Linked DNA regions of Mus musculus: all the other regions are linked to region 1. Evidence: chromatin loops called from intact Hi-C (ENCODE). Cell type or tissue: heart. All regions are shown on one strand. Region 1 holds the start of Gm32287 (a long non-coding RNA gene). Region 2 holds the start of Cebpb (CCAAT/enhancer binding protein (C/EBP), beta). Region 3 overlaps Gm32845 (a long non-coding RNA gene). Region 4 has its middle 14 kb from the start of Gm33033. Region 5 has its middle 2.5 kb from the start of Gm32685.

Region 1 (5,000 bases):
GACAGAAAAGCAGGAGCAAATACAGCTGCTGAGTCACGGGGAACCGCAGGCTCCAGCTGCAGTGGTCTTTGCCTCAGTTTACCTAGCTGTAAAAATGGGTTTAATAACATGTCTGCCTCCAGAACCTACTTCAGAGGGGCGCTGGGGAGGTTAATTGCTGCCTGCAGCCCCGGAGCTGGGATGAAAGGGGCAGGAAGTGGGAGCTGCCCACACTTCAGATAATTACCCAGGCTGGAGGGGGTGTCAGGGTCTGGTTCAACCCCAGGCCAGCTCTCTCCTAGAGAGCCTTCCAGCTTGGGCCTCCCAGCAGCCCCGAGACCCCAGAACAAAACAAGGTTTGAGTTCTAGCTCTGTGTTCAGCCAAGATACCCAAGGTGTGTTCTTCCTCAGCTGGGGCCTCTACACCTCCCATTGCCAGCCGTCCCACTTGTATCGGTAGACACCATGTGACCCCACTGCTTCTCCAGGCTTCTGCTGCATTAAGCTGTAGTGAGACGCAAGTCCATAGCCACCTCATGGGTACCTTGAAATCATGGCTAAAGGGGGCACCAATGGCTTCTTGTGGGAATAAATAAATGTTTTTCAAGTGTTCTCAGGAGGCTTGAGGTGATGGCTCCATCAGCAAAGTGCTTCCCATGCACCCGAGGACCCGAGTTGAGTCCCCAGCACACACATTAAATCCAGGCATGATGGTCTAACTCCAGTGTTAGAGAAGTGCAAGCAGTGAATGCATGAGGCTAGCCCACCAGGCAGCCTTGCCTAGTTGGTGAGCTCCAGGCCAGTAAGAGACAGCATCCCAAAGGTACCCCAAAAAAAGAGGTGAAGGGGGATCTAGGAAGACACCAGAGGGTGACCTGTGACCTCCACAGGAATACTCATATGTTTATGTACCCACGCAAAACTGCATAGCACACTCGTGAGCATTACATACCCCCTACATAGACACACAGACACACACACTCACAGACACACACTCACAAACACACACACAGAGACACAAACCCACACTCACAGACACATACACAGAGACACACTCACACAGACAAGCAAACATATGCAGAGACACAGACACACACTCACTCACACACAGACACACAAACATACACAGACAAACACAGACACATACACAGAGACACAGATACACAAACATACACAGAGAGACACAGACACACACACACAGATACACAAACATACACACTCACACTCACACACACATACACAGAGACATAGATACACAAACATATTCAGAGAGACACAGACACAAACACACATGTTCACAGACACACAGACATACATACACATAGACACAGACACACACTCTTATACACCAACATGCACACACACACAGTAAGAAGGTGCAATGGGTAAAGTATCCTGCCACCAAGGACAACTAACCCCAATTTCATCCCTGAAACCCACGTGGCAAGAAAGAAACAGCCTGAATAAGTTGACCTTTAACCTTCACACATGTTCCACGGCAGGCACACACTCCCACACAATTCACATATCCTAATTACACAAATACATATACCTTGATATAAAAAAACAAACACACAAAACATTTTCAGGGACGCTGATTAAGCCTTGTGCTGTCCCCTTGTGAGGCCTCAGCCAGGCTGAGCATACCCTCCCCTGTGGCTCCGCACGTCCCTACTCACGGGCCTCCTCACGGCGCTCATGCTCGTGGGCAGCACACCCGGTCCCCTTTGCTCCAGTGTTTCATCTCTCCCTGGGTTGGAGACAGACAGCAAAGCCAGAGGCCCTGCCTCTCCTGTTCCTCCAGAAAGCTGCGCTGTGCCCATCCCGCAGTAGGGCACCCTTAAACTCAGTGATAAATCAAACTCTAAATGCTCTGACTCCCAGAAGGCTGGGAAAGCTGTCATGAACCCCAGGATCCCCTACACTCCTTGACCCAAAGTCCTTGAGCACCCTGGCTTTGGAGATGGAACGGAGCGAGCGCCACTGTCTCTGTGGGCACCAGGTCAGTGGGAAAAAGCAGGGCCCTCCCTGGTCAGGTGTCATCCACTCCCAGCAAGGCAGGCTGAGGCTTGGGTGCCTGCCACCCTCGTCCCTGCTAGATGTCTCAGAGGTGCCTCCAGCAGGCCAGGGTCTCACTGCCTGGGTCCTGTCCTCAGGCATACGCTGGCTTCCTCTCTCAATCTAGATCTCCCAGGACCCTCAGCTCCCATCATCCACCTGTGTTGTCTGCCAGCCAAACAGAGCCAGCCAATCACAAATATGCTCTCAAGCTTCCTGCTTCTGCTGCCCAGGTATGGGGGTGCACACCTGGAGTCCCTGCCCTGGAGAGACGGAGGCTAAGGGTCCTGAGTGGGAGGCAAACCTAGGCTACGGAGTGAGCCTGCCCCCCCCACACTTTCTCCATAATCAACTGTAACGCTTCCTTCTTCACGCACTGCTGTCTCTGGAACCCAGTCGTGTGCTTGTGGAACACCGTGATGTTCAATTAGTGCGCACGGATTAAATGGAGACAGGGCGAACTAAGTTAAAGTGGCTCACTTCCTGAGGCCTGTTGTCCTGGAAGATGGTACCCCAGGTGGGACGGCCTCTCCAGGGCTCTGGAGTCATTAGGTGACGTCACAACAATAATATTTACCCCCACTTCCTGTGCTCTGCTTCGCTCGCAATCATCACGCCCAGTCCCTGCCACGACCCAGGATGCTGGTCTTGTGACCAACCAACCCCCTTTCCCAGTAAGGACACCACAGCTTAGCCTTAGAGTTGGGGATGACTCCAGGCCACCAGCAATCTGGCCGCAGGCCACGGCTGAGCACGTGGCCACCAGGATCTCATGGATGGCCCCTTGAATTCTGGCACAGTTCATGCTCCCCTGTGGGGCAGTAGCCCTGCGGGAAGATCCCAGCCACGCAGTGTCTGTGAGGAGAGCAGGCTTGGCGGCCGGCTTGTCCCAGGACGGGACGCCAGGCAGCCGGGAGTTTCTCTCCCCGAACTTACTGTACGTGAGTCAGCGCCAGCCCGGGTTGTGAAATCTGGGAATCTTGTGGGCCAGGCCAGCTGGGGGATGGCCGTCTGGGAAAGGGAAGCCGGGAAGGGGTTAAGGGGTGGGAGCCGGGGGGCCCACGGCCAGCAGGCACACGGGGTACCAGCAGCGCGGGCTGGCCGCCGCCTGTGGCCGGCTCTGACGTCACAGCTGCGTCAGCAGCCGACCCAACCCCCACTTCCTCCTCTGTGGGCAAAGCCCCAGTACTGTCCTCCCTTGGGAAGTGTGGTGAGTCCCTGCTGGGATGGAGGGAGGAGAGGATGGAGGAAGGGGGTGGGGGCAGATGAGCATGAGTTTGCATACAGGAGGCACTTAATAAATAACAGCAGGGATGGGTTCTATCCAAAGTTAACACTAGAGTTGCACAGACAGATAAGAGCTAGCCCATTCACTTTAGAAGAGGCTGAGGGTCCTGGAGCAAGGCTTGCCTACAATCCCTATCTTCCATAGCATCTGATTAGGATGTAAGTCTCCACTGCCCTTGGGTTGATGTCCATGTCCCCAAGCCCACAACTTTCTTTCACATCTCATTAGTTTGTTAAATAGGATTAAAACCAGTGGTATTTGTCTGCGGAGAGGATGGGGCAGGATCCCCGTCGCTGCGGGTGGATCCGACTTGGCTCAGTGACTTTGACTTAAGTAAATTCTGTATTTAAAAGCTTAAGGAGAACAAAAATCCCACCTGTGGGCCCTGCTCCAGGCCAGTGGTTAGTTTTCAACAACTTCATACTTTCAACCCATTGCCACGACCAGACCTCACAGAGGTTCAGGCCAACCCAGGACAGTCCGCCACACAGCAGGTCGGCCACACTGTTTCTAACAGCAGGTGCTGTTCTGCCCACTTGCTGGGCACACCAAGTGTGGTTTACACAGTGCCCCAAGGGGTAGGCACTTTCACATGGGAGGAAACTCGCCCAGAGTGGTTGAGTAAGTTGCCTTGATTGCGCGCGGACAAGAGAGCTCAGAGCTGAAAAGTCAGCTTGGGAAGGACGGCTTCAAGACCCAGGCTGGCGTTCACTGGCGTCCGCTCAAAGCCGCCTCGAGCTGGCCTGGCACAACTGGGTGAAGAGCCACGGACACATCTCTCCCGAGACATTGTCGCCAGACCAACAGAAGCAAAAGAACAGAGAAGCCAGGGACCAGAAAAGGCTCAGGTGATGCCTGAAGTCACACAGCCCACGTGAGCGGCCTCTGGCCTCCACCTCAGCCCTTCCCCTGGCTGCAGAGGCCAGGGGCCAAGAGGAGAGAGCTGAGCTGGGCCCTCCCCGGGTCCACTTACTTCTCTAAGGCCTAGTTCAAGCACAGCTGAATTGAGCAAGAACAGAAAGGGCTGGGGGGTGGGGGGGTGGGTGAGGGCATAGAAGGATGCTCCTGGCAGTGGGGACGGGTGGGCAGCGGGGCCGGGCAGCAAAGGGAATCATGGGAGAAGAATATCATTTAGCTGGGTTGAGGTGAGAGAAGCTGGGAACGGAACAGGAACCTGAGTTTGGACACAGTCACAAGGTGCTGGGAACCATGAAAATTGTAGAGAGCCAAATCCCCCCTCCCCACACTGTTCCTGCTGAGGGCTGAGGAGACTCTCCATTTTCCTGACGAGACCCTCCGTTTCCCTTCAGAATTTTTTCTTTTAATATTTTCCCTTTAGTCCTTTAAAATGTTTTTTTCCAGATTTATTTTTATTTTTTGTTTATGGATATTTTACCCGCCTGTGCGTTCATGCAGTGTGTGTGTGTGTGTGTGTGTGTGTGTGTGTGTGTGTGTGTGTAGATGGTGCTTGCCACACAAGCAAGAGGACCTGAGTTTGGTACTCAGAACCCATGTAAAGAGTGGAGCACAACAGTACTTGTGGCAGTGCGTGTGGCTGTGCGATTACATAACCCCCGTGCTGAGGAAGATCTCTGGGTATTGCTGGCCAACTTGGTGAGAAAGTGTCTTGAAAGTGTCTCAAACCCAGAAAGTTGGTCGTGCCTGAGGAAACATG
Region 2 (5,000 bases), 89 kb after region 1:
ATGAAGGATGGAGGATTCGGAGTAGGGACAGGGACTACAAACCCACCCCAAACTTGCTGGAGATGGACCTCCAGTGGGAGTGGCACTTCTGTGACTTCCAAGTTACTTATGCTGAGAAATGGATGCCGGCCAGTCTGGCTGCAGAGGTACATTAATGCTTCGAATCCTTGGAAAGATTGAGCCTCCCTCATCTCCCAGGTCCAGCCTAGGCTTGGCTTCTAAGTCTTGGAGCAGTGGAACTGACCAACAGTCACTTGGTGTAGACAGAAGCCACCAAGACACTGGACCATGAGGTTTCACTGACCTTGGCTCCCGGGCCCACCGGGTCAAGTGTCTGTCCATCTGTCTAGGCCTAGAAGGAAGCTGAATGGAAGCCAAGTGTCTGAGGGTCTGTACAGGCTACGAACCACCTTAGCATTGAGCAGGCGGAGAGAGCCTCACCCTGTGACAGTGGGAGACAGGTCACCAGGCTTAACACTCCAAGTTCCCAAAGAGTAAGGGAAGAAAACAGATTCCCTATTCACCAACCAGAGTCGCTGGTCACCCCTAAAAATCCCAGGCTCCCTTAGGCCTTTGGCAAACTGCTCTGTTACCCGTTACCCAGAATCCCTCACAGCAGGGTGCTCATCGGGACCTGAGAGCCACAAGCTATCCAAATCCATAAAGCAAAAGGCACAGTAGTGCCTACCTTCCACGAGGCACGAAGGAGATGCAGGCAGGCAGGCCCAGGGCTTGCAGAACGCTGGCCTCCACACTCACACAGTCAAATGCCAGGAGCCTCCCATCAAAAATAATAACAAGAACAAACGCTTATGTAACAGTTCTGGCGTGCCAGGCACGGCGGGACACAGCACATCCACTACTCCTTGGACACCCTCAACTCTCACTAATGCGGCCCGGCTGCAGCAGAGCTGCCCCGGCAAATCTGAGTGTTGGCCCTGCGTTCAAGTCCTGGCTCAGCCACTCTGAGCGCAGTAAGAGAGGCTCCTAGTCCCCTCTGGGCAGAAAAAATAGTGAGAAAGGGAAAGCAGAGTAGGAAGTGTTCCCTTCACCTTCCTCTCGGCCCAATCTCTCTTCCAGCTACACAGGGACACAGACACCAAACAGGCGTGCGGTCTCCCCCACACCACCAAACACACAGAACTCACCTGCCCTGACCCAGCTGTCTGGACTAGCCTTTCCTACAGAATGTCTAGTCCTCTCAACACAAGTCTGACACTCAAACCAAGCCGAGGGCGGCCCGTCCCAAGCAGGGTTTCTAGCAAGTCCCCCAGCACCCGTGGGTGCTGAGTCACCCTGAATTCCTGACCTGGCACTCTGCCCCCTCTCCTGGGGGGAGGGGCTGACACCCCATCTGCCATGGGAAGAGAAAAGCCCAGATGCGACACCCCCACCCACCGCCACACACAACCCAAAAATAACCCGCAGCCCCCTACACACCAGAAACACAAAAACAAAATCTCGCATAAATCCAAAGTCGGGAGGGAAGAAAAAAAATTTTTTTTCAAAAGCCAACTACTGCCCCCAAAAGGCTTTTAAACATTCTCCAAAAAAGTTTATTAAAATGTCTTCACTTTAATGCTCGAAACGGAAAAGGTTCTCAAAATATACATACGCCTCTTTTCTCATAGAAATAGAACTTTTTTATATAATACAAAAAAAATAATAAGACCAAAAAAAAAAACAAAACAAAACAAAAAACAAAAACAAAACCAAAAACATCAACAACCCCGCAGGAACATCTTTAAGTGATTACTCAGGGCCCGGCTGACAGTTACACGTGTGTTGCGTCAGTCCCGTGTCCACACGCGCTCAGCCACGTTTGATCCGGATTGCATCAAGTCCCGAAACCCGGTGCGCTGTGCAGGTGCGTGCGCGCGGTGCCCGCGGTGTGCCCGCGGTGTCCCCTCGGTGCAGGTGCAGGTGCGCGCAGGGCACGCACGGTGGTCCGGGCGCGCGCGCGGGGCCGGAGCGCGCGGGGCAGGGCGCACGGTGCCCAGGGTGGCCGCGGCGCCCCCCACGCCACCCGCGCCGCGCTAGCAGTGGCCCGCCGAGGCCAGCAGCGGCTCGGGCAGCTGCTTGAACAAGTTCCGCAGGGTGCTGAGCTCTCGCGACAGCTGCTCCACCTTCTTCTGCAGCCGCTCGTTCTCCGCCGTCAGCTCCAGCACCTTGTGCTGCGTCTCCAGGTTGCGCATCTTGGCCTTGTCGCGGCTCTTGCGCACCGCGATGTTGTTGCGCTCGCGCCGCATCTTGTACTCGTCGCTCAGCTTGTCCACCGTCTTCTTGGCCTTGGCCTTGGCGGGCGCGGCCGGCGGCCCCGCGAAGCAGGCGGCGGGCGCGGCCTTGGCGTCGGCGGGGCTCGGCGTGCCGGGCGGGCTGGACGACGACGACGTGGACAGGCTGCCGCTGCTGCCGCTCGGCGTCGCCTGGTAGCCCAGGTAGGCGCGCAGGGCGAACGGGAAACCGGCCGCCATGGCGGGCGCGTCGTCCGCGCGCTTGCAGTCCGCGGGTTCGAAGCCCGGCTCCGCCTTGAGCGCGGCGGGAGGCGGCGGCGGGAAGCAGGCGGGCGGCGCGGCCTTGGCGCCCGCGCGGCCGAGGCTCACGTAACCGTAGTCGGCCGGCTTCTTGCTCGGCTTGGCGCCGTAGTCGTCGGCGAAGAGGTCGGAGAGGAAGTCGTGGTGCGCGGGCGCGGGCGCGGCGAAGTCCGCGGCGGGCGCGAGCGGCTCCAGGTAGGGGCTGAAGTCGATGGCGCGCTCGTGCTCGCCAATGGCCGGCTCGGCGGCGGGGGCGCGCGGCGCGGCGCGGGCCGCCTTGGCCCCGTAGGCCAGGCAGTCGGGCTCGTAGTAGAAGTTGGCCACTTCCATGGGTCTAAAGGCGGCGGGCGGCGGCGGGAGGCATGCTGCGTCCCAGGCCAGCAGGCGGTGCATGAACGCGGGGCCCGCGGGCTCCGCTGCGTCCCGGTCCCGTGCGCGGCTCGGACTCGGCGCGGCGGCGGCCGAGCGGGAGGTTTATAAGGCGGCGCCTGGCAACGGGCTGCGTCACGCTGGGGCCCCTCCCGCCGCCCCGCCACCCGGTCGGTGCGCGTCATTGCCCGGCCACGGGAGCGCGAGAGGGCGCGGCGGGGAGTGGGGCGCGGCGGGGGTCCTCGCGCGGGAGGCTGAGCGGTGACCCGGGCGTCCCGCCAGCCCCGCGATGGCCACGGACGCGGGTGACGCCAGCCCGCCCCCTTCCCGCCCCTCGGGAACACGGAGGAGCGCGGCCGCCGCCCGCCCCCTGCTGGAGGACGCGGTGGCTCGTCCCGGCTCCGGTCCGCTGTCCCGGACCCCCAACTCTTGGGAAACAGATCGTTCCTCCAGCTACACGACCCCAACCCTCGGATCCTGCCCGCTGTCCCCGGGCCCCAATTCCCTGGAAGCAGCCTTCCACGGGGTGCATGTCCTCCCACCCAGGTGCTGCCCACACCTCTGGGACCCCCCCCCCAACTCCTGGGAAGCAGAACTCTCCAGGTGCACGCCCACCCCGGGGATGCTCGCTGTCCTGGATCCCAGCCCTCCACCCTATGTATGGCCCGCCTACCGCACCTGCCTACGCCACTCCCTGCGCCTCTCCATGAAGGTGGCAGGGCTGGGGGTTCTGCCACACTGTGTCTGGGTGAGTCACTTTGCTTCTGAGTTCCCTCCGTGGACAGTGTTGGTATTGTTAGTAGTGGTGTCATCAGAGACAAACGGACCCCCGAGAAGTACGATGCCTTCCTAAGACCTGCACAGCCCTGCCCAGAGGCTTCTCAGGTGATTGCGGTGGGAGCATGGTAGACCCCACTCCAGCCATAAGGACCCAGCGGTCACCCTGCAAGCTGGGGAGGCAACCCCTCCACCCCGTGCACTTGAATGGGCTGGGATCACCAGCCTCTCTCCGGTGAGACCCTTTTGAGGACGCCCAGGGCAACTCTTGGGGCCCACCCTTCTGCCACTCCTAGGTGGGCCACTCAAGCAGGAGCTGCCAACCTGTCAGGGGCTGACCCCCGACCCATTGACCCCAGCCCTGGCCCCGGCAAGCTGGCGGGGTGTTGCTCAACCTTCGGTGTTATCTGCTGAGCTGGGGTGACCTCCGCCCCCAAGAGCTGGAGAAATGACATCTCCCTGTGCCCTTGGGGGTGGGGGGCAGGGAGGGAAAGGGTAAGACGCTAGCCCTGCCTGCCTGCGGCTTTCTGGCCTTCCCAGCAGCCTCTGGGCCAGGAAGGGATCAGGGCCCAGAGAGGCGTGGTGACATCCCCAGGGCCACCCAGCCAGGCCTGGCTGTAAAGTGGGACGTTGGGGCTTCACTAACGGGCCCTCCCTTCTCCAACACTGGTGACTATTCTTCCCTGCCTGTAGGTCGCCATGCACGCACGTATTCTTTCCCTCAGTTTCCCCTCAGACTGGGCTCCAGGAAGGCAGAGAGTGAGCACACTATCTGTTCCCTCAACCCTGCTCCAGGAGCCCAGTCCTGGGTCCCTGGCCCCCAACACTCCTGACCTGAAAGCCCATCTCACCTGGCCTGTCATCCTTCTGTCCCTGCTGCCCACCCCCATGTCAGCCCCTCCAGGGAGGGATCTGTCTATCTATCTGTCTGTCTGTCTGTCTGTCTATCTATCTATCTACTGTGCACCACAACTTGCATGTGAAGGTCAGAACTTGGGGTTCGCTGACTGTCACAGGTCTCTCCTGGCAGATGGGTCCTGGGTATTGAACTCAGGTCTTCAGGCTTGGTAGTAACTACCTTAAACCACTGAGCCATCTCCATGGCCCAACTTCTCTCTTTACTCTCGTTGTTTTGGCTGGGTGTGGCCTTGGGGCAAACTGGCTCTGTGCCTTAGCTTCCTGCCAACATTTCAGGGTTCTGGGGAGACACAGCAAGACCTGGGGAGGGTTATTCAGTACCGCGAGCATCTGCTGTGTGACCTTAGCCGGCCCTCTGCTGTCTCTGAGCCATATTTTATACTCGTTTGATCCCCCTGATAA
Region 3 (5,000 bases), 82 kb before region 1:
AAGGGTGAATGTCTGGCTCTCCGTGGAGCATGGAGTTCTGCTACATTGGGGTGGGGCTGTCCAGCGTCACTCACGTTAGGTGCCAATTAATTATAGGGCCAGCTCCCAGTTCAGATACTGATGTTGCCGTTAGCATCTGTGCGATCAGAGACATATCCGTTCCACAGCACCATTTCTGATTTTTTTTTTATCAAATAACGAACATATACCAGGCTCTACATCATATCAGGGACATTTCTAAGTGTGGGAGACTCACTGATGGACAAGGTCATTCCTCTTCTGAGAACAGGTCAGGCCATTCTCCACGTCCCCAGCATCCAGAAACGCCTGATGACAGATGACAAAGAAACAGCTGAGGAGATGGGTCAGAGGTGAGGCGCTTGCTGAGGGCCTCCATGTAAAGCTAAGCACTAGAGAGGCGGAGACAGGAGGATCATGGGACTTAGCAGTAGCCGCTTAGCCTGCTTGGCACAGTCCAGACAGGTGAGAGACCCTGTCTCAGTGAACAGTGTGGACGAAACCTTAGGAAGGGCACCCAGGCTGACCTTCAGCTTCCACGTGGTCATGCATACACGTGCCTCTTACCTCCCAGCTTAGTCCTTAACCTTGCCACTCCAGTGTTGGGGGCTGGAGGGTTCTCCGTGCTGGGTTATCCTGTGCATAGTAGGGTATTATGTGTGACTTGGTCTGTGCCCTTGAGTTGCCAGAACATCTCCATGGTGGAGATGTTTTCAGACAACCAAAGGTCTTTGGAGGGGGCAGGAGGATCAGCTCTGACAAAACTATGGCCATGTACGTGGTGACATCGTCATGGTACACAGTGGGACACAGGTGATACTCAAGCTGTTCAGAAAACAGAACTGTTACCTGTTCAGGGGACACTGTCTCTGCTTCCCCCTTGGGCAGTTGTCTGCAGAACTGCATACTAGTAGCTCGCTTAGTATACAGTAGGTGCTCGATTCTGAGGATGAAGAGGAGGAGGAGGGAGAAGAGAGGGCAAAGGCTTCTGGGACAGTGTGAAAGCATCGGAGAGGTGAGTGCCCCTGGGACCCTTGGGGGTCCCTGCACCCACAGAGAACACAGGTTTGGTCCCTCAGGGGGAGCTAGCTTAGCCCTCAGCCCTCCTGAATTTGATAATTAAGATGTATAAGTGTTCTGTGGCTGGAAGGCCAGAAGTGACCAGGCCTGGCCTTGCTTGGCTTTGGTGACGTGGTGGCCCTGAGACTATGGCCTTCTTAGGCCCATAAACAAGGAGTTGTGTGCCCCAAACCAGGTCAGCCAGGCGAAGGTCTGCACCATGGCCTCATGTTAAAGCCTCATTGTCAGAAGAGGGCTCTCCAGTGCTGGGCAGCAAGGCTGCAGAAGGCACCTCATTCCCAAGAGGCCACTGTCATCTCCCTCTCTCCCCACAGCCTGTACTTTATTAATCCCCTGCTGTATACAGGGCCAGCCAAAGCCTTTTCCATAATGTCCCCTTCCGCATCATGACTGGGGCTCTCTCTCTTGACCAGATGAGAGGCTTTGACACTGTCATCTCCAGGTCTGGGCAATGCTCCCAGGCTCCCAGAGGTAAGCCACCGGTCACCAGGACACAGCTAAGTAGAGTGGAGGACTGGAGTCCTCTACTCTGGCCCTGGCTCTCTTTTCCATGTCCGCCTAGCTTTCTCTGTTGTATTGCCTGTGGTCTCGGTCTGATTCTTCCTCTGTCTCCCCGCCCACCCCATTATCCACACCCTCTCTGCCTCCCTCTTCTCTCTCCATGTTCCTTCCTCTCAGCCTGTCTCTTCTGCCCCCTCCATCCCCGGTTCTCTGGATGGCCCCACCTTGCCTCTGCTGCACTCAGTCTTTGTCCTGACGCCAGCACATTATGTCCCTGGTCTGGTCAGAGCCTGACGTCAGGCAGGGCCTGGCGGGCAGCCATGGACACTGCTGCTGCTGTTGCTGCTGCCGGGCAGGCAGAAGAGCTAGGTTCCTGGTCCCCCAGCAGTGGCTGGTCCTCCACCTCAGCCTCAGCCTGCCCTGAAGAGGACAGTGCTCAGTGGCTGCCTTGCCTGTAAGTGGAGCTGCAGGCTGCTGGCTTTTTCTTTCTCTTCCTTGGACCCCCAGCTACACAAACAGCTCCTGCTGCTGCCAGGCCCAGAGAATGGATCTCACAGGGTCCAGTCCTGGCTGTGTGGCATTAGGCAAGTCACACAGCTTCTCTGAGCCTCTGTTCTGTGTAAGAAATGAGGCAGGCTAGGCAGTTCACCAAGCGGCTGGCTGGTGTCTGAAGGCCTGGCAAGCATGGGTTTAAACCATTGCCTGTCAAAGCCTTGCTTCTCCAGGAGAGGATGGCCAGCTGAGCTAGGAGAAACTGAGGTCATAGTGACAGGGCTCAGATGGCCATTGGCCATTGGCCATCTGTGCAGGCCTCAACGGTCCCAGGCAGAAGGGAGCCCTTTCCAAACTCCAAACAGGGTCCTGCTGAATGGGACATCCCAAGTCCAGCCTCTGGTCTCAGCCTGCCATAGGCTAAGTAAGTGGGGTTTTTAGAAAGGCCTTGTTTTTAAGTCACACACACACGTGTGTGTGTGTGTGTGTGTGTGTGTATGTGTGTGTGTGTGTGTGCAAGTGTGAGTACAGATTCCCCACCCCCACCCCGTAAAGAGTTACAGGCAGTAGTGAGTCTCCTGATCTGGATTCTGGGAATGGTACTTGGGACCTCTGGAAGAGCTAGAAGCACTTTTAACTGCTGAGCCATCTCTCCAGCCTCCAAATGCGTGCTTTGAAAAATGCAGCGTCTCTCGCTCACATCCCCACGTGTTTCTGAAGCAGCCGTGGCTCCGCTGAAGAGCGCTGAGGCCCCTGATGACATCATCAGGAAGCTGAAGCTGCCTGGTGGTGAGGTAGCATCAGGTTCAGACTTGGGTCTCACATAGCCAGCGGCTTTGTGTCCCAAGTCTGTCGGGGTGAGTTTTGGGGGGTGAAAAAGGAGTAGACCCTAGGAGGACAGACAGAGCCATGCTCTCCAGGGGGCCCAGGTCTCAGTGTGATGATCCGTCCTATCCTGCACACTTCCTTCCTGTGTCTAGTTCTTATTTGAAGCACGAGAGAAACAGACAAGTCCCAGAGAAACAGACAAGTCCCAGAGGATAAACTGGGCAACCCAGAAACATACTCTACAGCTTTCATGGAAATGTGGCTTAGTAACGTGTGTGCACCCGTGTGTTTATGTGTGTGTATGTATGTGTGTGTGTGCATGTGTATGTATATGTATATGTGAGTGTCTGTATGTGAGCATATATGTATGTGTGTGTTTAGGGGTATACATGTGTGTATGTGTGAGTGAATGTATATATGTGTATATGTGTGGGCAGGTGTGTGTGTGTTGTATGGGAGCATTTGTGTGCAGCTTCGCCTGTGCACACCTCATAGAGAGATGAGGAGGACCTGTGTGCCCTGCTCTCACTCCCTCTGCTGTGTTTCCTTTAAGACAGGGTCACTCACTGAGCCTAGAGTTAGGTTGGTGGCCAGGAAGCCCCAGGGATCCTCCTGTCCCCACTCCCCATGGCATCAGGGTTAGAGGCAAGGGAGTGACCATACCTTCTGTTAATGTAGGTTCTGGATATTTGAACGCAGGTCCTTGTGCTTGCTCAGCCAGCACCGTTTCCTACGTTTCCTACGGAGCCGTGGATTTGATCTTCCTGTGGCTTTCATTTGCATTTTTCACGAAAGCAAAGCGGGGGCCTTCCTATAGCTTTATCCTAGGATGCCTTCACCTGCCAATATTGTTTGGACCCGTTAAGGGTCTGGAGATGTCCTGTGCGAGCCAAGCCTCCTTCTGCCCCAGGCTCTGCTTTTCCTTCCTGCTAATGAAGTTGTCAAGTTCTTTCTCCGTCAGTCAGACACATGGTTCTCCAGGACCCGACTCCATCTCCTCTACACTTTGTTGCTGCTTTTGAGCCCCTCCCTATGACAATATAAAAAGAGGGGGGAGCAGAAGGAAGCCAGGCTCAGCCATCATCTCACTCCCTCTTCTGCAGGCCGGGAAGCATCCTGGCACCCCTCTCCCTGATGTGGAAGCGCTGTTCCAGCACGGAAGTCTGTGACGTTTGTGTGTGTGGTGTGGTTGTTGTCACGGGAGGCAGCGGCAGCCATGTCACTCTCCACAGACACATGGTAGGTCTGAGGAAATGAATGGATGAGCGTGTAGGTTTTCCAAAGAGTTCTCCAGCCTACGACTGCCCAGAGAGCTGCCTCCAGCTTCTCATTCTGATGCCTGTGCTGGAGACACCACAATAAACATCGTTTTGAAGTCGACCAGAAGCCTCTTTTGCTGCACAGATTTTTAATAAATTCCTTATGATCCGCTGCGCCCCAGCCCTCTGGCCAGCTGACTTGTCCCTGTCTCTACTCCCCATTGTTTCCTAGGACAAGTCCAGATTTACTGTCGGTCGCCCTTGACATCATGTTTTTCCAGAGAAGCTTGAGTAAATAATTGTCCCCTCCCCCACCCCAACCCCAAAGCACTGGGGTCACGAACCTGGGTATAATGCTGGCCTCTCTGGCCACCTAGCTAAGGATGGCCTGTGCCACACCTGTTCCTACCTGTGGTGGTTTGTACATGCTCGACCCAGGGACTGGCACTATTAGAAGGTGTGTCCTTATTGGAGTAGGTGTGTCACTGTGATCGTGAGCTTTAAGACCCTCATCCTAGTTGCCTGGAAGCCAGTATTCTGCTAGCAGCCTTCAGATGAAGATGTAGAACTCTCAGCTCTTCCTGCACCATTCCTGTCTGGATGCTGCCATGCTCCCACCTTGATGATACTGGACTGAACCTCTGAACTTGTAAGCCAGGCTCAATGAAATGTCGCCTTTTATAAGACTTGCCTTGCTCATGGTGTCTGTTCACAGCAGTAAAACCCTGAGACACTACCCTAGGGCCTTTGCCCTGGCTGATCCATCTGCCTGCAGCCTGCTTCCCGTGGAGAACTGCTGGGCTCACACCGTTACTTTCTCTG
Region 4 (5,000 bases), 110 kb before region 1:
GTAGAAAGAGACTGCTTCTGCAAGCTGACCTTCACAAACATGCTGTGGTGTGAGTGTGCATACATACATACACACAAATAAATAAATAAATAAAAGAATGTCATTTCTTTAAAATTGTTTTTTTCTTCTTCTTCTGGTTTTTCCAGACAAGGTTTCTCTGTGCAACAGCCCTGGCTGTGCTGGAACCTGCCGATTTGTAGACCAGACTGACCTCGAACTCACAGAGATCCTCTTGCCTCTGCCTCCTGAGTGCTGGGATTAAAGGCATGCACCACCATGCCTGGCGTAATCTTTTAATCTTAAAATAAATCAGCTAAGAAATGAACACATATGGGAAAATGTTGTAATAGGAAACTGAGACCAGGGTGGGGGGGTGTTGACTTTGTAGTGCATGGCTCCTACGTGTAGAGTCACAACTCTACCCTAGACTGAGTTAGAGGGCTAGGACTCGGCTGCCTAAAGAGAGTGGGTTGTTCTCTGCGTCTGCTGACTGCCAGACCCGGTACCTCTCCTCCACCTCCCCTCCTGCAAACCCTCGTGGTCACTGTGTCTCAGGGATTGTTGCTGAGAGAGCCAGGAGGTAGGTGCTAGGCACGTGAGCAGATTCCTGTCCTCCCTGTTGCTCCACACCCTGTTCTGAGCAAGTTTGTTTTCTTTTTCCCCCTCTTAACAATGCACCTTGGTGATCCCTCCAGACCAACACCAGGAAAACGTGCTTCACACATTCCACAGTGCGAACATAAACTTGAACCTCGATGGGTGCCTGGCCATAGCTGTTTCTAAGCTTTGTAGCTAATAAACACCACACAATTATCGCCTGTGCGCTCAAGCCACTGCTCTGTTCCCTCTGATGCACTCCTAGAGACTCTGCTGTCCGTCACAGGACACAGGCTTTTGAAACTTCCACAATGATTGTCTAAATGTTTAAGGTTGAACCTACTCAGAGACATTCAGCCCAGATGCCAGGGAGGCCCTGGTTTTTCCTGCCTGGAGCCCGGGCCCACTACAGTCAGGCTCTATCTCCACCTGGCCAGTAGAGGACATAACTGTCCACAAGGTCTAGCCTGGAGCACTCATCATTTTATGTTAGGGCTTGAGTTTTAAAGTGCGTGTCCAGGATCAGTGAGGCGGCTCAACGGGTGAAGCAGCTTGCCACCAAGCCTGATGACTTGAGTTCGATTCCCTGGACCTGTATGGTGGAAGGAGAGAACAGACTCATTTGACAACACACACACACACACACACACACACACACACACACACCATGGCCTGCACATGCCCCTTCCCGGCCAAATAAATTTGAAAACATACTCTCTAAGAGATGCATGTGTGGGCCATTTGCCTTGCTTTTCTGTAGAGAGGCGAGTGTTTTGTTTATTCGTTTGTTTTCCCTATTTCTCTACTTCTAGCGAACAGTTGTATTTCTGACGGCTTGGCAGGATTGCTTCTTAAATGTTTATTTTAAGACAGGAGCTTGCTCTGTAGCCCAAGGGCTGACATGACAGGTGTGTGTTTACTCGGGGCTGGGGGGGTCTTTACTAGGGCTGAGGGAGTGCAGAGTTTGGCATCACATATGTTAGCAATGTACATGTTTTAAGCATATGTATGAAACAAAGACAGAACCCTCACGGGCCATGGCGGTTCACCCTCTCTTCTCTAAGTGTGCCTTTGCACTAAACTTATTTATTGTCTGTTTAAGGATTTTTAGTGGTGTAACAGGAAAGTCAGAAGTCCAAGGTCATCCTTGAGGACATAGCAAGATGGACCACGACAAGTCGCCCTGACGAACACAGCATCTGATCCACACCACCCTCCACGGGGTCTGACGAACACAGCATCTGATCCACACCACCCTGCACGCCGTCTGACGAACACAGCATCTGATCCACACCACCCTCCACGGGGTCTTTTTGTTTGTTTGTTTGGGTTTTTTTGTTTTTGTTTCGAGACAGGGTTTCTCGGTATAGCCCTGGCTGTCCTGGAACTCACTCTGTAAACCAGGCTGGCCTCGAACTCAGAAATCCGCCTGCCTCTGCCTCCCGAGTACTGGAATTAAAGGCGTGCGCCACCACGCCCGGCCCTCCATGCGATCTTAAGAAGATCCTGCCAACAAGACCAACCACCCGCTCCAGCTCCATTTTACAGATGGGCAAACCGAAGCTCAGAGGAGAAAGGTTTCACCTAAGGTCTCATGGCTGCTGAGTGACAGAGGGCTCAACTCCATATCCATATTTCTTTGCTACTTCTGCCATTACCCACTGTGACCCTTCTGCCTGAGGAACAGCCTTGGTGAACCGAGAGGGGTCCCACTCTGTACCCTCCGCCGGAAATATCTGTAGTTCAAGGTCCTGGCCACTGAGAGGCGCTGGAGACACGTTCCTTGCCTGGTGAGTAGGGCCAGGAACAGACTCCCTCCAGGCAGAGTCTCTGCTAGCTGGGGTGGCTCGGGGCAGAGCGACTATCTCCTGTCACACATGGGCAGCTCCTTCGGCCTTCACTTCCCTACAGGGACTTCAGGGTTGCAGAGCTGTGTGGCCCAGCTCAGCTGGGGACATGCTTTCCTGAGGCCGTCATCTTTCTCTGGGGATGGGGCTGTCCTGCACCCAGCAGGGAGTTTAACAGTGGTAGCTCTTCCCACTGAAATAGAGTCCAAGCCGTCTCTAGACTTTCCCGTGTGCCCCGTGGGAGGGCAGCGCATGCCCCCGCAGATGAGAATTTCTTTTGCACAGGTCACGTAGGGGACAGAATTCAACTCTGGCTCTGCTTCACACACAAGGACAGACCAGTGGCCTGCGAGGCAAGGATGGGCGCCAGACACCATGGTGATAACAGAGGGTGGAAGCTCAGAGAGGTTCGGAACCTGCCCACCCAGCTTCAGTGTCTGCGCCCCTGACCACTATGCCCCGTGGCCAGCAGAGAAACACGCAGCATTCATTCATGCCTCTCACTTTAATCACCTCCTCCACTCATACAAAACACACCCTTATTGTTAGTCTTCTTTTCTTTTTACATCTGTTTATTGTGTATGTAGAGGTCAGAGGACAGTTGTATGGAACCGGTTCTCTCTTTTCCCATATGGGCTCTGGGGATAGAACTCACGCAGTCAGATTTGGCAGCAAGCCCCTTAACCACTGAGCTCTCTTGCAGGCCCCTGCTGTCATTTCCTCGTGTTGTCGTTTTGGTGTTTTGAGTCAGGATCTCACTGTGTAGCAGAGGCTGTCCTCAAAGTCTTCCAGCTTCCTGCATGTTGGAATTCCAGGTGTGAGCCCCACGCCTGACTCAGTTTCCCACTTTTGATGAAAGCCAGGTTTAGAAGCAGAGTTTCATTTCCCCTATGGTTTTGTTATGAGGAGAACACTGGTGCCTGGGAGATGGGGAGTGGGGGTCCCCTGGGGCCAAGATCATTGTTTCTGATTCAGTTTTGCAAGAAAATCTATAAACACTTTCATGTGAGTTTCCTAATGTTTAATGGGAGTTCATTAAGAAATTAAAACTCCGGGAAGACAGCTCACAACTGGAGCCTGCTGCTGCTGAGAGCTGCCGGACCACAGACTTCCCCAGGACACAGGGACAGTCGCCAGGGACAGACGTGTTCTCCTCTGCCACTCAGCAATGGTTTCTTCTACTTGTCATGGGTGTCCCACCCTTCTATTGTCTACTAATCTGTCATTCACCTGTCCTTCCACCTACTCACCCACCTACCCACCATCTACCTCCCCACCCCCACCCACCCAACACCCCCCACCCATCATCCACCCCCACCCATCATCCACACATCTACCCACCCACTCATCCATCACCCACTATCCACTCACCCTTCCACCACCCACACACCATCTACCCACTCACTATACACACACATACACACACACACACACCCCCGCCCATCAACCATCTGCCCTTCCCCTATCTGCCCATCCTTCATCAATCCATCCTTCATCCACTCTCTCACCCGTCATCTACCCGTCAGTTTGGTCCCCACACTGTCCTCATGGGTTCTTTTTGTCTACCAAACCCTAGGCCACGTCCTCGGGTCACGGTGAAGGCCAGTATCCAATTCCTGTCCTCCAGAAGGCCATCGTGCAGTCCCTCGGACATGAGAAGAAAACCAGAGACAAAGATAGAACCAAACGGCGTTCCACTCCGATTCTATCTGTCAGCTGTCACGGGCGAACTCTTAAATGTTGGAGCCTGTTTTCCTTCTGTGTCACAGGCTGCCTTTTCCATTTTCCATTGCTGTGACAAAATCCTGGAGGCCTGGTAGCTGTTAAGTAACTGTGGGTTATCTTGGCCCACAGTTCTACAGGAAGGAAAGTCCAAAGTCACGAGGTCCCATCTGCATGCTTCAAAACATGGCAGAAATCACAGGGCAAAGGCGTAAATGGAGAAGCGAGACAGAGGCTGGCTCTATCACCAGGGGGCTCCTCTATTCAGCTCCCTTGGGACCACTGGGCACTTCATAATGTCGCCTTTGACAGGGTTGCACAGAAAGCCAACAAAGCACATCCAGACACCTGGGGGCAGGGATGGTGACCAGGGAGGCCCAGCTGAGGACTTTGCTCTCAAATGGTCTCAGCAGGCTTTTTGTGGGGTGGTATCAGAACACCCCAAAGCTCTGGGGTCAGCTTGTGACTGTCTAGCACCAAGCCCCATGCCCCAGCACTGCCTCCCCATCTCCTTCATCACTCTGAAGGGACCCACCACTTCTGGCCCCCGTGTGGGAACAGCGACAGAAAGGGAGGCCATGGCCCATTCGTTGCTGGATCCGCTGTGATTGAAGTTCCCATTTCAATAGAAACTGCTTCTGGAGGACATTAGGAAAACACATCAAACGTGAGAGAGGGAAAAAATTTCTTGTTTCATCCCTTCCGCTGCGACCACAGGAAAACAAGATAGTGTTGTTTTCTTCCTCCAAGCCAGGCTCCTGAGGCGCGCCCGCGCGCATGTTTGTGTGTGTGTGTGTGTGTGTGTGTGTGTGTGTGTGTGTGTGTGTGTGTGTT
Region 5 (5,000 bases), 55 kb before region 1:
GAAACCCTGTCTCCAAAAAAAAAAAAAAAGAGTTGCCACAGTTACGGTGTCTCTTCACAGCGATGAACCACCTAAGACAATTGTGGTGGCACCGCTGCTGCTGTGGTAGTAATGTCCTAGTCTGGTTTAGCCTTAGGCAGATTCTTAGGGCAAGGAGGCAGTCACATAAATATGTGAATGGTCTCCACGATCTACACTGTTCTCGGCACTATTGACTTTCAAGCCCCCACTGGTGTGACCCATGAAGCTTTGCTTACAGTGTTCAACCAGTTTCCAAGTTCAAAGTCCCAAAGTCTTCCACATCCCTCCCCAAAACATGATCAGGCCTGTCACCACACATGGTACCAACTTCTATTACTTTTTGGCTGCTGTAAAGAGACGCCATGCTAGTTTCCGAGGGTTAATGTTCATATAGTAGAGGAAAGGCACAGAGGCAAGAACAGCTGAGAGCTCACATCTGGATCCACAAGTAGAAGGCAGAGAGAGCATACAGTGAACAGTGACACACCTCCTCCAGCAAGACCACACCTCCTCCAGCAAGGCCACACCTCCTCCAGCAAAGCCACACCTCCTCCAGCAAGGCCACACCTCCTCCAACAAGGTCACACCTCCTCCAACAAGGCCACACCTCCTCCAGCAAGGCCACACCTCCTCCAGCAAGGTCACTCCTAATTCTTCCCAAACAGTTCCACCAACTGGGGAACAAATACTCAAACACATGAGCCGATGGGGGTCATTCTCATTCAAACCACCATGCTCAGATACTCCCTGGAGCGTGCGTGCTTGCACACACACACACACACACACACACACACACACACACACACACACACACACAGAGCCACATCTCTTATCTCTCTGGTTTGCCGTGCTCTCTCAGTCAGTACTTCATCTTGACTACAGAAAATGAATACACCGTTGAGCTTAAACCATGGGGAGGGGCCTGCCCTGGGATCTCAGCCTATGACTGATTTGTTGCTATGTGGCGCACTTCAGGTGACAGCCCTTGTTTGTTAGATTCCTGGCCCCCTCTCCCTCTCCCTCCCTTCTCCTTGCTCCGCCCCTTACCCCCTGCACGCCTTTTCTTTTGCCATCACTTAAAATCTTTTTTTTTTTTTTTGCCAATTTGCATTTTTCAAATATTTCTTCTGTGAACACGTTCTGTTTGTGTCATAACTGAGAGAGTATTTGCAGGGCCAGGACTCAGCCTCCAGCCAAGTTAGATAAACAGCCTCACGCACAGCATAAGCCGAATGAAAACTTCCGCCTCCGCTGCCCAGGCCTGTTTGGCCAGGAGGGCGTCACTTCTGGAAAACTGTGGGCAGAGGCCCAGCCCCTGGCAGCAGCCATGTGCCCTGGGGCACAGGGCCAGCATCTCTGTCTGGCCAAGGTGGAGTTACCACCCCCAATCCCCTTCTCACACGAAGAACAAAGAGTGAGCAGAAGAGGCACTGGCCCACCCTGCCTCACACCACTTCTTGGGATCTTTGTGTGTCGTGCTTAAACTTCTGATTCACTCGCTTTCCACGAGGCCCAGGACTAGACTCCGCAACCAAGGTGCCTGAGCGAGGAGTGGGCAGACCTTACCCAGGTATCAGCTCATCACAAAGGAGTCGGGGAGCCAGCATCTCTCCTCTTTCTGCCCACTGGCAGCCTCCTGGCTTGCATGCTGAGCCTGGTTCCTCTCATTGTGTGGGTGCTGGTTCTTAGCTCAGCTTCCCTGCCACAGGGCCAGTTTTACCGCTTTCACTTCAAAATCTCTCTGCCACCAGATTTCTACATGGGTAGGACTGGGCCATGGCTGTCTCAGACATGTCAACACTGGGCACTGGGCAGAGTCTGTGGTGTGAGTGGATAGATGGATGGATAGATGGATGGATGGATGGATGGATGGATGGATGGATGGACAAGTGACCAGAGGCAAAGATAGGCTTCACTTCAAACCAGGGTTCCCTTTCTTCAAAGTCGCTCTTTGTACCCACAAGCAAGAAAAGAGGGATCTGGGGTTCCCTTATGCCACAGTTTGTCTGTGTGGCAACCCTGGGTCCCCAGAACAGAACAGGCTTCCAAAGGGAACCTCTAGGCAGGGAGGGCCCAGTCATCACCCTGGGGCCACTGGCTCTGGCCTCGAGACTTCCGTGGGGCCCTTGAAGTCCCCCCTCCTTGGTCTAATTTATTTTTAGCAGTGGAGCTGGGCAGAGCCCTCTCCTTAGGAAAAGTCCTAAGGCTGAGGGAGGGCTTTCAAACCGGGTGAGAAACTAGGTCAGGCCGGCAGCTGGCGCTGCTCCAGACGATAAGGCCGGGAAGTTTAATAACGTGAGTGACCGATCCATGACATAACTGAGAGGAAACGGCAATTAAGGGGCGATTGTGCAAGCAGACAAGCTCCTTCACAGCTCATAAAAAGGCGAAGGGAGAAGCTGCATTGTCCTCTGGGGCCGCACACGCAGCCTGTGGAGCTTGGACAGTATTGATCCTTTCACTGGATCACCTACCTCCTACCACCTCTCAGGACAAGGGGACCAGGAGGGACCCGAAAGACCCAGAGCCCCCACAGCCAGCCTGGCTCTGCTGGGGCTTCGTTGAGAGCTGCCAAGAAGTCAGACTCTTGGCGGGCGGGCAGCTGGGACCCAGCTGCAGAGTGACGCAGCCGCTCTGCTCAACAGGTGAACTAGAGAAGAACCCCCTGGTCCCCCCTGCACCCCCCTCCTGCCCCTCAGACCCTCAGTATCATGTGTCCAGACTCTCCAGCCACACCTTTTGCTTCATCTTCTGAGCTGGCCTTGTTTCTTCTTGAACTACAAACCTGGGCTCACCACAGGGCCATTGCGCTTGCCATGATCTTGGCTAGGACACTCTCCCTAGGATACACTTGGCTCCCTGACACCGTTAGCCTCTGCTTAAACGTCTCATTATGATCAAGGCTGGCCAATCCTCCTGAGAACAGGGGCCAACCTGTTGTTCTCAGTTCACCTCTACCTTTGCCTTTATGGACAGCACTTACCACCAGACTATCCTGCTCCATGCTGGGGTCCCACACGGGCCCGGCATCGTGTGAGCATCCTGTCAGAGGGACTTCTCTCCATCTCACTCTGGGCTGCAGCCCTGGCACCAAGAATCGTTGAGAACATAAGAGCATCTTTGTAAGTAGTGGTGAACGAGCAAGTGGGCGAAGGAATTCGTGAATGAATAAGAAAGAATACGTTAGTGGATGCATGTACAGATGAATGATGGAATGTGTGAATTAGCTAGTTAGCTGATAAGTGACTGAGTAGACCAATGTGAATAAATGAATGTTTGAATGACTCACTGAATGTGTTAGTGAATGAGCGAATGAGGAGTGAGCAAAAATGAAAGAATGGGTGAACAAATGAATGAGTGTGAATAAATGAATGTGTGGATGAACGAATGAGTGTGTGAGTGAATGAACTAGTGTGCAAATGAATGTGTGAATGAATGAATGAGTGTGTGAGTGAATGAGTGAGTGAACAAATGAATGAGTGCATGAATGAATACGTGAACAGATGAAAGTGTGTGAACGAATAAATGAATGAACAAATGAATGACTATGTGAATGGATGAAAGAGTGTGTGAATGAATGAATGAATGAATGTGTGAACAAATGAATGTGTGAATGAATGAAGGCATGAATGAATATTGCTGTTATCACTGACTGAATTAAGAGTCAGCCTCGGGCTGGTGAGATGGCTCAGTGGGTAAGAGCACCCGACTGCTCTTCCGAAGGTCAGGAGTTCAAATCCCAGCAACCACATGGTGGCTCACAACCATCCCTAACGAGATCTGACTCCCTCTTCTGGAGTGTCTGAAGACAGCTACAGTGTACTTACATAGAATAAATAAATAAATCTTTAAAAAAAAAAAAAAAAAAAAGAGTCAGCCTCCGGCTGAGCGTGGTGGCACATGCCTTTAATCCCAGCACTCGGGAGGCAGAGGCAGGCAGATTTCTGAGTTCGAGGCCAGCCTGGTCTACAAAGTGAGTTCCAGGACAGCCAGGGCTACACAGAGAAACCCTGTCTCGAAAAACCAAAAACCAAAAAGAGTCAGCCTCCAACTGCCCCAGGATTGAGCCCTTGTGGAAGCTTCTAGTAAGACAGTAACAGGGTCACCACACCACGCCACGCCAGGCCACACCACACTATGCCACGCCACACCATGCTGTTAGGGCAACCCAGTGTCAGCATCTGTCACCTGTGCTCCAATAGGTGTTGGCCCCTCCCACTTCCCGGGCCTTTCTGGATGTGGTGCTGATTGGTGTAATCACCTGGCTGCCTGTCCAGCTTATGTGTGCAGGAGCAGCTGCACATGTAGACCCCCGAGGCAGGGACACACATGTTGTCCCCACATACCCCCGTTTCCACCCAGAGCTCCAGACCTAAACTCACATTCACACACAATTAAACAAACACACCCAGTTTCTCACGAACACGCCCCAGCAAAAAAGACCTCATGCCCAAACATGTAGACACACTCAACCATCGTACTGTGCCTTTGCCTGAGTGTACACACACACACACACACACACACACACACACACACACACACACACACACACTGCCCTTCCCAACCACACCTCCTGAGATGTCTGCCTGTCTTCTGCGGGGCACTGTGAGTGACCCTGAGTACCGGCGACACAGGGCACCTCCCCAGCGCCCACCCTGATTCTGGTGCATCTTTGACCTGACCTCTGCACTCGGCCCAGCTCATCACAGCGGTGCGATATGCACGTCATCCTTGACTGGGCCGCCCCAGGGCATGTCTGCTGGCGCTGTCCTGGGCACCTACCCACTTCCTCCCACCGTGGGCGGCAGTCTTGCCGACATCAGCCAGTTTAGGACCTGCTTGGCACCTCACAGAAAGGAAGGAAGCAATCTGTCCCTGCCATGGGAGCTGTGACCCAGTCCCACCGCTGGCCTGGAGGGAGCACGGCCTGGGAGCACTTTGCTTTTTGACCATAGCATTTCTGACGACTGAGAACACAG

What was found. Peaks named below come from ENCODE experiments on the same cell type or tissue, not always from the same donor. Only the 100,000 strongest peaks of a DNase experiment are listed, where the experiment ranks them.
Region 2: a loop joins it to region 1, with 3 times the contacts of the local background. A loop is called at or near these places in 16 of 42 quality-filtered maps.
Region 3: it touches region 1 in a loop (7-fold over the local background); 5 of 42 quality-filtered maps call a loop at or near these places.
Region 4: it touches region 1 in a loop (2.1-fold over the local background); 8 of 42 quality-filtered maps call a loop at or near these places.
Region 5: it touches region 1 in a loop (2.9-fold over the local background); 8 of 42 quality-filtered maps call a loop at or near these places.

What each region holds. Positions count from the first base shown.
Region 1 is chr2:167,775,640-167,780,639 of GRCm38, reverse strand. It overlaps Gm32287 (a long non-coding RNA gene), which reads left to right and starts at 2,713. Exons shown (of 7, transcript XR_003954117.1): 1 at 2,713-2,974. It overlaps Gm14321 (predicted gene 14321), which reads right to left and starts at 3,149. Exons shown (of 2, transcript NR_166468.1): 1 at 2,974-3,149. In heart, no CTCF peak of the experiment used is centred here; DNase peaks (open chromatin) are centred at 1,709, 2,159, 2,719, 2,949 and 2 weaker places; H3K4me3 peaks cover 1,581 bases; H3K27ac peaks cover 3,408 bases.
Region 2 is chr2:167,686,949-167,691,948 of GRCm38, reverse strand. It overlaps Cebpb (CCAAT/enhancer binding protein (C/EBP), beta), which reads right to left and starts at 3,034. Exons shown (of 1, transcript NM_009883.4): 1 at 1,517-3,034. The coding sequence starts at 2,927. The coding sequence ends at 2,037. It overlaps A530013C23Rik (RIKEN cDNA A530013C23 gene), which reads right to left and starts at 1,190. Exons shown (of 2, transcript NR_110334.1): 1 at 1,149-1,190. In heart, CTCF peaks have their summits at 3,069 and 3,275 (motif pointing left); DNase peaks (open chromatin) are centred at 808, 1,298, 1,928, 2,898 and 2 weaker places; H3K4me3 peaks cover 3,237 bases; H3K27ac peaks cover 1,928 bases; H3K27me3 peaks cover 1,516 bases.
Region 3 is chr2:167,857,605-167,862,604 of GRCm38, reverse strand. It overlaps Gm32845 (a long non-coding RNA gene), which reads right to left. Exons shown (of 8, transcript XR_375289.3): 6 at 3,583-4,263; 7 at 257-327. It overlaps Gm33033 (a long non-coding RNA gene), which reads left to right. Exons shown (of 2, transcript XR_003954119.1): 2 at 1-4,305. Among named protein-coding and RNA genes, the nearest start is that of Gm32845, 12 kb to the right of the region's middle. In heart, a CTCF peak has its summit at 2,039; a DNase peak (open chromatin) is centred at 1,934; H3K27ac peaks cover 4,234 bases.
Region 4 is chr2:167,889,521-167,894,520 of GRCm38, reverse strand. No RefSeq gene overlaps it. Among named protein-coding and RNA genes, the nearest start is that of Gm33033, 14 kb to the right of the region's middle. In heart, CTCF peaks have their summits at 2,133 and 2,358; a DNase peak (open chromatin) is centred at 2,410; H3K27ac peaks cover 1,936 bases; H3K27me3 peaks cover 817 bases.
Region 5 is chr2:167,831,074-167,836,073 of GRCm38, reverse strand. No RefSeq gene overlaps it. Among named protein-coding and RNA genes, the nearest start is that of Gm32685, 2.5 kb to the left of the region's middle. In heart, a CTCF peak has its summit at 2,282; DNase peaks (open chromatin) are centred at 1,303, 2,263, 4,214 and 4,783; H3K4me3 peaks cover 538 bases; H3K27ac peaks cover 2,870 bases.